Regions from separate parts of the Homo sapiens genome. Here region 1 is linked to region 2. Evidence: read pairs that join two places in POLR2A ChIA-PET (ENCODE). Cell type or tissue: HepG2. All regions are shown on one strand. Each heading gives the region's core, and the rest is flanking DNA. Links, peaks and the distances in the headings are about the cores only.

Region 1 (5,372 bases), core at 143-5,142, 83 kb after region 2:
TCTCGCCTTCTTTTTTCTCCTCAGAACCTCTCAGCTTGCCATCACCACGTACTTCATGACAAAAACAAGAGCAATCAGGCAGTAATCCCCTGTTTTCAGACAGGCTGCAGTGAGCTGTGGTCGCACAAGGCTGCAGTGAGCTATGGTGGCGCCAGGCTGCAGTGAGCTATGATTTCACCAAGGTGCAATGTGGCTGTTACCACAGCTACCCATTTCCCAGCTGGCGTGTCCAGGCTCACCATGGGTGATGCGCCCCTTCCCACCAGAGGCCTGTTCTTTTCTGGGGCCAGAATCCCACCCCCTCTTGCTCTTCCAAAGGGCCTCACTCCTAAAATTATTCCCTCTGCCTTCTGCATCCTCAGCTTCTCGCCCTCCACTGGATCATTTCTCTCACGTATATTAGCATGCAAACACTCTCTAGCATGGCATCTCCCATTAAACAAAACTCCTGACCCCACTTCCCCACCTTAACTACCACCACATTTCCCTGGCCTGCTGCATAGCAAAAAAATTTAAGTGCTCTCTATTATTGCTGTCTCCATTGTCTTTCCTCACTCACTCACTCCAATCAAGAGCCCATCTCCAGCTCACTCCTACAACAGCACTGGTAAGGTTATTGGTGGCCTCCCTTTTGCCAAAGCTGATGTCGATTTCTGTGGTCTTGTGTCGCTATGTTTTTGTGTTTTGGGCATCATTTGATTTCACTACTCCATCTTTTCTCTTCTTTCCTTTTTTTTTTTTTCTTTTGAGAGACAGGACCTTACTCTGTCGCCCAGGCTGGAGTGCAGTGGTGTGATCATAGCTCAGTACAGCCTGGCAGCTCACTCCTGGCCTCAAGCAATCCTTCCACTTTGGCCTCTGGCATTACTCCCAGCTCCATCCTTCTTGAAACACTTCTCTAGGTTTCCTAATCAACTCAGTCTTCTTCCTGGCTCCTTCTCCCCGTTCTACTTCTTTTTTTTGTTTGTCTTTGTTTTGAGATGGAGTTTCGCTCTTGTTGCCCAGGCTGGAGTGCAATGGTGCGATCTCGGCTCACTGAAACGTCCGCCTTCCGGGTTCAAGGGATTCTCCTGCCTCAGCGTCCCGAGTAGCTGGGATTACAGGCGTGTGCCACCACGCCTGGCTAATTTTGTGTTTTTAATAGAGATGGGGTTTCTCCATGTTGGTCAGGCTGGTCTCGAACTCCCGACCTCAGGTGATCCACCAGCCTTGGCCTCCAAAAGTGTTGTGACTACAGGCATGAGCCACCACACCCAGCCCTCCCTGTTCTACTTCTAAACCTAAAAATAGTGTGAAGAAAATCAGCAAGGCAAAAATCACTATCAGCATAATCAAAAGGCAAGTGTCAGACTGGACAACAGTATTTGAGCTCAGGTCATAAACATAGGGATAATCTCCCTAATATTTAAAGAGCTCCTAGAAATCATTAAGAAAAAGACCAAAACCCCATAGAAAAATGGAGAAAGAATATAAACAGACAGATCTCAGGAAGGGAATACAAATGGCCAGTTAGCAACACAAAGAGAGAGGCCAGCTCATTAATAATAAAGGGAAGTGTAGATTAAAGCTACACTGAAATACTGTCTCATAGCCAGGCACAGTGGCTCACACCTGTAATTCTCAGCACATTTGGAGGCTGAGACGGGTGGATCACTTGAGGTCAGGAGTTCAAGACCAGCCTGGCGACCACGACGAAACCCTGTCTTTACTAAAAATACAAAAATTAGCTGGGCACAGTGGCGCGCACCTGCAGCCCCAGCTACTTGGGAGGCTGAGGCAGGAGAATCACTTGAACCTGGGAGGTGGAGGTTGCAGTGAGTTGCGATCATGCCACCGAACTCCAGCCTGGGTGACAGAGTGAGACTCCTTCTAAAAACAAAACAAAACAAAACAAAACAAAAAAAACCCATCTCACCTATCATATGGATAAAAACTCAAAGTTTGACAACATGCTCTATGGGAAACAGTTCTTTCTCATATTTTGCTGTGACAGTAATGTGAAAAGAGATTTTAAATGGATAAGACGAAAAGTACAAAGCAGTGTGTATTTTATGCTACCAGATCATACATCATTTCTGTTTTATTTGCATAAGATACACACACACACACACACACACACACACACACACACAAAACAATAAAAAGCAGTTACTTGTTCTAGTGGAAACTGGAGCAGATGGGGGATAAGGTGAAAGTGAGTCTTGTTTTTTTTTTTTTTTTTTTGAGATGAGGTCTTACTATGTTGCCCAGGCTAGAGTGCAGTGGCATTATCACAGCTCACTGCAGCCTTGAACTCCTGGGCTCAAGCAGTCCTTCTGTCTCACCCTCCCAAGTAGCTGGGACTACAGGCGCCACACACCACCAAGAGAGTGAATCTTTCAAGTGTATGCCTTTTTAGGTTATTTGACTTGTAAACTATATGAAATGTATAATTTTTTTTAGTTTTTTAATTTTTTTTTTTTTTTTTTTTGAGACAGAGTCTCGTCCTGTCACCTAGGCTGGAGTGCAGTGATGCAATCTCGGCTCACTGCAACCTCTGCATCTCAGGTTCAAGCGATTCTCCTGACTCAGCCTCTTGAGTAGCTGGGACTACAGGCATGCACCACCATGCCCGGCTAATTTTTGTATTTTTAGTAGAGAGAGGGGTTCACCATGTTGGCCAGGCTGGTCTCAAACTCCTGACCTCAGGCGATCTGCCCACATCAGCCTTCCAAAGTGGTAGGATTACAGACATGAGCCACCACACCTGGCCAGTTTTTAAATTTTTTATCTTTATGAGACAGTCTCACTCTGTTGCACAGGCTGGAGTACAGTGGTGTGATCGCGGCTCACTGCAACCTCTGGCTCCTGGGCTCAAGTGATCCTCTCACCTCAGCCTCCTGTAGCCTCCCTCCTGTACCTGGGACTACAGGCACATGCCACCACACGCGGCTAATTTTTGTATTTTTTAGTAGAAACAGTGTTTCATCATGTTGCCCAGGCTGGCCTTGAACTCCTGGGCTCAGCAATCCGCCCGCCTCAGCTCCCCAAAGTGCTGAGATTACAGGCATGAACAACCGCACCTGGCCAATTTTTTTTTTGTTTTGTTTAATGAGAAACAAACAAATATGAGTTCAAAGAGTTTCCTGGGGAAGTTTTTCTGTACAATAGTTCAAAGAACACAGAGAAATGCGTTTCATCTTCAAAGGAAGTTAGGGCATTATTATAAGCAGGGTGTGTAGATCCTGAATTGGACTTTAGTCCTGTACCATTCGGAGGTGATCATGATGGCCTGGATGGATGTTTATGATGACAGGCACCAGCATCACCAAGCATGCATTGATCTATTTGAATACTTTCCACCAGATCCATGACTTGGCCATGTACTGATTCCGATTTTATCAGCACGTCAGCTAACACCGTTATCTGCTTTAATCACAACTTTTACCAGAAGCATTGGCATCAGTTGGACGCTTCTAGCTGCTAGGCAGAACATACTCAAACCAAATAGCTTACACAATAAGGACAGCCATCATTTCACATAAGATGATGTCTGGAGGCCAGGTGGTCCACGATTGGCTCAGAGCCTTGATGAAGTCATCACAGATCCAGGTCCACCGATGAATTTGTCTTTCTGCCTTGCTATCCTCAGCAGGTTGATGATGCTTTCACTTTGGGTTTCAAAATAGCTGTAGCAATTCCAGACAATATGTGAAGATATGACTTGATCCAGCAAAGGAGAACAGGAGAAAAGGGGGTGCTTCTTCTCATGCATCTGTTTTTATTGGAATAATATAGAAATAAAAACTTCCTGACGTAATTTTAAGACAAAAATATGCTATATAAGTAACTGTATTACTAATTTTTTTCTTCTTTTTTTGTTTTTTGAGACAGGGTATCCCTCTGTCACCCAGGTTGGAATGCAATAGTGTGATCTCAGCTCACTGCAGCCTCCACCTCCTGGGCTCAAGCAATCCTCCCATCTCAGCCTCCAGAGTAGCTGGGATTACAGGTGTGCGCCACTATGCCCAGCTGATTTTCAAATTTTTTTTTGTAGAAATGGAGTCTTGCTTGTTGCCCAGGCTGGTCTCAAACTCTTGATCTCAAGTTATCCACCCATCTCCACCTCTCAAAGTTCTGGGATTACAGGTGTGAGCTACCTGCCCGGCCTGTTTCTTAGTTCTAATAGTATTTTTGGTGTATTCTTTGGGATTTTCTATATACAAAATCATGTTGTATGCAAATGCAGGTGGTTTTACTTCTTCCTTTCCAATTTGGATGACTTCTATATATATTTTTCTTGCCTAATTGTTCTGGCTAGAACTGCCAGTACAAGGTTGAATAAAAGTGACAGCAATAGGCATCTTTGTTTTATTCCTGATCTTAGGGAGAAAACTTCAGTCTTTCATCATTAATTATAATAGTATTAACTGTGAGTTTTTCATAAGTGCCTTTCATCAGGTTGAGGAATGTCCCTTCTATTCTTAGTTTGTTGAGTGTTTTTATCATGAAAGGGTGTTGGATTTTGTAAAATGCTTTATCTGCATCTATTAAGATGATCATATGGTTTCACCCCTTCATTTCATTAATGTGGCATAGCACATTAATTGATTTGCATATGCTGAACCACAGTTGCAATCCTGGGATAAATCCCACTTAGTCATGGTGTAAAACCCTTTTTGTGTGCTGCTAGTGTTTTTTTGTTGTTTTTTGTTTTGTTTTGTTTGTTTTTAGAACCTGTGTTCAGCCAAGCTGCTAGTTTTTGTTTACTAATATTTTTGAATATTTTTGCACTGTATTCATAGGGGATGATGTTCTGTAGATTTCTTTTCTTGTGATGTCTTTGTCTGATTTGGGGCAGGGGGCAGGGAACTCACAAAGTGCCAAAAGGGGAACACCTTCAGATTTGTTTCTGTTGCCCTAAGTCATAGAAGCTGGTAAGAGTGTGATCAATATACAAGAATTCTTTTTTTGGTTTCATTTTTTTTCTTTTTTCTTTGTTTTGTTTTGTTTCGTTTTTGTTTTTTTTTTGAGACAGAATCTTGCTCTGTCACCCAGGCTGGAGTGTAGTGGTGTAATCATGGTTCACTGCAGCCTTGACCTCTTCTGCCCTAGCCTGGATAATTTTTTTGTTTAATTTCTAGTAGAGATGAGGTCTCACTATGTTGCCCAGGCTGGTCTCAAACTCCTGGGCTCAAGCAAACCTCCCACCTCGGCCTCACAAAGTGCTGGGATTACAGGCATGAGCCTCTTTACCCAGTCAGTACAAGGATTCTTATTTGAACGTTGGATATGACATCAAATGTCAATTTGGACAGCTTGAAAGACCCACAATTAACCACTGCTCAGTTTGAGAAGCTGAACCAACAAAGATAGTTATGCACAAAGGAACA
Region 2 (5,372 bases), core at 105-5,104:
TATGTGGAAGTTATCATTTTTGCTGCTGATGACAATGAAGCCCTTCACGTGTGTCTTGTTAGTTTCCTTTTGGTTGGTTTTTAGTAAAGATGGAGAAGTGCTCCCTGCTGCCACTTCTTAAACGACCAACGTCCAGGTTTGCTGTCCTGTCTTACTCGTTTGATTTTATAGCTCTGCAGTTTCTATTGAAGTAGACACTCCTAACACAGGGGTAGGTGTAAATGTGATACCTTTGGGAAGAGGCACTTAGTCCCCGAGGTCCTTGGAGTTGCTCCAGCTCTCAAGGAGGAGGCCAAAGGTGCAGCGTCTGGAGCAGCTCTGACTGGGGTGAAAGGTGAGGAGGAGATGACCTGGAGTTAGTGGGTCTCTCGAATAGTGATGGACCCAAGTGAGTGGTTTCCTGTTGCCCTAGGAACAGATGGAAATATTGAAAGGAACTGCTGTCAGCTTGAATTTAGCCTGGGCTGGGGAGGTAGACACCGCTCTCAGCCAAGCTCCTTCCCTTGGCCGGCCTCGGCTGCCCCGGGTACAAAGTGAGACGTCGGCCTAGATGCTTTCTGAGAGGAGTCCCCAGCTGTTACATTCTGTAGGCCCCTATACAGGAGACTGTGCTTGGGATCAGCCTGCTGGGGCTGCAGGGACCCTCCCTGTGCTTTGCAGGTGTTTGTCCCAGAGATGGCAGCGCGGAGGCAACGCGTCCAACTCCTGCACCGTTCTCTCCCTGCTCGGAGCCCCCTGTGCCTTCATGGGCTCAATGGCTCCTGGCCATGTTGCTGAGTAAGTCCAGGAGGGAGAGCCCACTGGGGAAGGCCTGCCTGCATCATTGTGGGAGAAGAAGGATGTATCCACCCTGGGTGGATGGGGGATTAGAAATGGGTTGTGTCCAGCAGAAACGCGGGGAGGGGGCATGGCGGAGCACCAGACGCCCAGCCCTGCCTTGGCGTGGCCTCTCTGCGGTTCGGGGGCTGATGCTGCCCCTGTGAAGCTTTCCTTGCCACAGCTTGTTTCCTGGACACTTCTGGAGCCTGCTTCAGCCTCTTCCTTTCTCCTTCCTTGCTTCCTGCAGACTCTGCGGTGGATGTGCCTTTGCCTTATCTTAAGTCCCTTATCCTGGCCATGCTTGAGGCAGAAGGCAGTTAGGGACACGTGGTACCCATCCTCCCCCAGGTCCAGGCCCACAGTTTCTGTCCCAGTTGAGAGGCAGGGCTGGTGCTCATGTCCCTGTTGTTCACTGAAGCAGTGAGAGTACCCTGTTCAAGGACACCCTGAAGCCACATGCTAAAGCTGGGCTCAGAACCCACACCTCCCAGTTCCCCGGCTGTCAGGGCTATAGCCCTAAATGGCTCATGCACGCCCTCCATGTTGGCTGCTGCAGGGACCTCAGAGCCCTTTGACCCCTGGCGCTGCCGACTCAGCAAGCACTTATCGGGAGGTGAGGCCCACACTTTGCACACTGTGGGCACGGGGGCAGGCTGCCAGGTTGCTGGCCTGTGAAGGGCAGCCCTTTGAACCCTGGTTTGAAGGGGGCTGCTGGCAGAGTCCAACCACCTGAGCTACAGCCAAACTCCCTGCCTTGATGAACTGGCAGGAAGAGAATAGAGGGAGAGAATCTGCCCTGTGAGATGGGACAGGACGGCTCAGAACCAAGGGCTGGTGACTCATTAAACCTCTTTAATAGCTCCTTTCCTCTGAGCTAGAGGCAGGACTGTGGCTCTGGCTTAGGATGGTCGACTCTCCTTTACATAGCAATCAGGCCAATGGGTGGTTTATTCAGAATTCTCCCCATGTGCTCGACAAACATTTAGAGAGCACCTACCATGTCCCAGGCACTGGGGTGCGAAAGTTATTTGGCAAACCAAACCATATTTCCAATGCTTTGGGAAAGTTACTATTTAAAGGAGTTGTAAGTCAAGGGATGATGCCCTGACTTGGTATCTTTATGCAAATCTGTATTATCCAGCTTTGGTGTTGCTGAAAGCGGGCTCTGGCCAGGTGAGAAAAGCCAGGATGGTGGCTGGACTGCTGGGCATAATTGCCAGTTCTTGAGCACAGAACAATGCCTGTCCATAGAGGGCTGGAAGGGCTGGGGCTGACCTCCTTGTCCTTGCCCCTGGGCTCACTCTGCATGGAGGGCATTCCAGGAGAGAGTTCTGGACCAGGCCCATACTGAGTGGCATCAGGCACGGGGAGCCAGCTGATTGCCCAGGAGGGTTCACCTGGCTGCAGGAGGACAAAGCAGTGAGCTGGCTCACCAAGGCAGCACCACTTCCAGGCTGGGCCTCCTGGAGGCAGGCAGAGAGTGAGAGGAATCACAGCATTAGGACTGGGAGGGACTGAGAGAGGACAGCACCCTGGATGAGCTTGTGGAGGACAGCTGGGGGCAAAGTATTGCCTTGGAGATTAATTATTAATCCTGTTTGGGCATTGCAGGAAACAAGCCACGGTGCCCCCACATGCTTGGTTCAAACAGTGTACAGGTTCTAGGGTCCTGTCTAGCTTTATGAACAGGAGCAAATCCTTTCCAGCATGAGTTGGACTGAAAAACAGAGTCAGGATCGGAGCATGCTTCAGCCAAGACCTAAAAGGATGGCCCTTAGTGTTTCTCTCTCTGAGCTCCAGGCTCTGCACTCCTGCATCTCCTGCCCTGTTGCACTGCCTGTGGCAAGACTGTGATTCCCAGTTCTCTCCCAGCCCCCTTTGCTTGCACCCCTGCCTTTCAGGGTCCCTAGTGGCCCTGCCAGCTACCCTCCAGTCCCCAAAACCCTTGTCGAACTGCACCCCCTTCGGGTTACTCCGCCCTAGCAGTTTTGTCCTGGATGACCTCCGCCGCTATTCTGTGGACCTACGCTACACAGTCTTTCAGACCACAGGCTCCGTCCCCATCGCCACGGTCATCATCAACGAGGCCAGTGGTAGCCGCACCATCCTATACTATGACAGGTTTGTACAACTGTCTGTGCCTTGCCAGCTGCTGCCGCCGCCACCAAAACTCCCAGAACAGGACTCTTCTTCTCTTAGAGGCTCGTGTGCTCCAGCACCCTCTCCCCACTCCTTTTGGAGGTCCAGACCACTTCCAGGCTCTAATCTGTGTCTCCTTGCCCTTTTCCTGGCCCGGCCTCCACCCTAAGCTTCCTGGTGGCCGACTTCAGGCGGCGGGGCGTGGACGTGTCTCAGGTGGCCTGGCAGAGCAAGGGGGACACCCCCAGCTCCTGCTGCATCATCAACAACTCCAATGGCAACCGTACCATTGTGCTCCATGACACGTAAGGCCCCCGGGCCTCGCCCTGCTACAACCCACCAATCAGTTGGCTCAATCAGTTCCCTCACTCGCCACCATGGGCATCCCAACTGCCCCCCTCTGTGGCTTCTGTGTACCAGAAGTTGCTCCCCTGCCAAAATGTCCAGTGATTTCCTAATTGCTTTCAATTAGGGGAAAAGTGAGGTGGGAAGGGATGGGCTTTGCTGTGCCTGGTGACTTGGCCTTGGTCAACACCAAAGAAGGGCAGGCAGGCCTATATAAACTGTAATTTATTAAGTGATTCCTCCATAATTATTAAATCGTTAATCAGCAGCTTGGCTGTGGGTGCGGGGAAACTGTTCTCAGGACAGAAGGGTGGGAGATGGGATTCAACCCTTCTTAAGAAGGGCTGTGGGGGGGTGCCCACTGGGATTTCCAAAGTCAGCCCCAGAGTTGCCAGCCTGCAGCATGGCACCAAGGAGCTGGGGTTTGGGTGTGTAAAAGAGATCAGCCCCCCAAAGTTTCCAGCATGATGAAGCCAGGCCACACACCATTCACAGCCATTGCTGAAGGAGGGGAAAGGAAACATGGGGTCAGCAGATCAGGGTCATCTAACATGGTGCTGACCTGGGGGAAGGGGCTATCCCTCCCTTCAGGGTCCCAGGCCACTCAAGAGAGGCCCCATGGGCCTAGACACTTCTTATCCCTTGCAGACTCCCTCCTGCAGGATTTTAGAGGTTTAGTGTACTAAGAACCTAGTACGTGCCAGGTACTGTTATGGCTGAGAGGGCCCAAGCCCAGCAGCCCTCAGGTTCAGGCTGTTCCTACGGCCCAGCCTGACTGCCGGACCTGGAGGAGGGGCAGCCATCCCTGGGCTTCATATGTGCAGTGAGTGTGAGTAGGCAGGCATATGTGCTACAGGTGACCTTCGCATTGGGCAATCCTAGTCAAATGCTTGTTAAGCAACAATCCGTAGTAACCCTGATCAAGGACACAACATAGCTATTTACAGGAGAGGAGCTCTGAGGAGAAATGTTTCTTGCCCACTGGCCTCAGTCCAGGCACATTCACACACATTACCTGCAACTGCAGCAGGCTGCAAGGGGGCTGGGGGTTTCAGCCCCATTTATCAATGTGGAAGTTGCCTCCCAAAGGCCCGGGCAGATCACACAGCTATAGTTAAGTGGAAGGACTCGGCTACAGAACGTGGAGCGGGGACTTTGGCTGAGTTGAGGTCTCTGGCTCAGGAGGGTCAAGGCAGACCTCTATCGGGAGTCCCCTTTCCTAAACCGGCCAAACACAAACTCTTCCTCAAGTGCTACCTTGACCTCAGGGTTGCAACGGGGAGCTATTAAACGCAGGACAGGGGTGCCATAGGTAAACCCCAACGCTGGGGCGCCAGAAGTGAGGGGGACCAGACAGCCCAGGCAGGGGGTCGCGGGCTTTATACTTTCCCAGGGCTCTGCCTGTGGGAGCCGTGTGCTGCTGCAAGGGATTCTGGGAAGTGTAGGCTTGGCGCTCTCAGTGCATTCTGGGAGATGCAGTCTCCAAGGCACACAGACCTTGCCAGTTGACATGTGTTGCAGTTCAGTTTACCGAGATAATTTAATCACAACCTCAAACTCAGGAAAGGGCACCCCAGCAGACTGTAACAGGGACAACCCTGGAGCTGAGCCTGAGAATCCTGTGCTGTGGATCCAGCTTCCTGTCATGCTGCCAGCAGTGCAGGCACAGGGTCCACAGCTGCCAGTTAGAGATCCTGGCTCTGCCTGACCCCATCATGCTCCTTCTTCTCTGTCTTTTCCATCCTGTGACCTAGGAGCCTGCCAGATGTGTCTGCTACAGACTTTGAGAAGGTTGATCTGACCCAGTTCAAGTGGATCCACATTGAGGTAAGCCCTGCCTTACCTGTGTTTCAAGGGGCTCAACCTGCCAGCCTCCTCCACATGTTCTGCCTCCTTGGTTTCTTTGAATCATGAAGTACCTTAGAGATAAATGAACCCAACCCCCTCATTCTCTCTCCATCTTTCCTTATGTCTTCAGGTGAGAAAACTAAGGCCCAGAAAGATTAGATGACTTACTCAAGGTCACACAGCAGAACGTAAGCACAGCTGGCTCCAGGCAAAGTCCTGTG

What was found. Peaks named below come from ENCODE experiments on the same cell type or tissue, not always from the same donor. Only the 100,000 strongest peaks of a DNase experiment are listed, where the experiment ranks them.
Region 1: POLR2A ChIA-PET joins it to region 2 with 10 read pairs; 10 of 35 experiments call an interaction of 5 or more read pairs at or near these places.

What each region holds. Positions count from the first base shown.
Region 1 is chr2:27,174,684-27,180,055 of GRCh38, forward strand. No RefSeq gene overlaps it. Among named protein-coding and RNA genes, the nearest start is that of TCF23, 28 kb to the left of the region's middle. In HepG2, for the core only: no CTCF peak of the experiment used is centred there; a DNase peak (open chromatin) is centred at 3,258.
Region 2 is chr2:27,091,672-27,097,043 of GRCh38, forward strand. KHK (ketohexokinase) reads left to right here. Exons shown (of 8, transcript NM_006488.3): 2 at 661-777; 3 at 3,129-3,263; 4 at 5,058-5,130. Among named protein-coding and RNA genes, the nearest start is that of KHK, 7.6 kb to the left of the region's middle. RefSeq lists enhancers at 938-1,523, 1,524-2,109. In HepG2, for the core only: a CTCF peak has its summit at 2,324; DNase peaks (open chromatin) are centred at 1,420, 2,400, 4,180 and 4,760; H3K4me3 peaks cover 1,418 bases.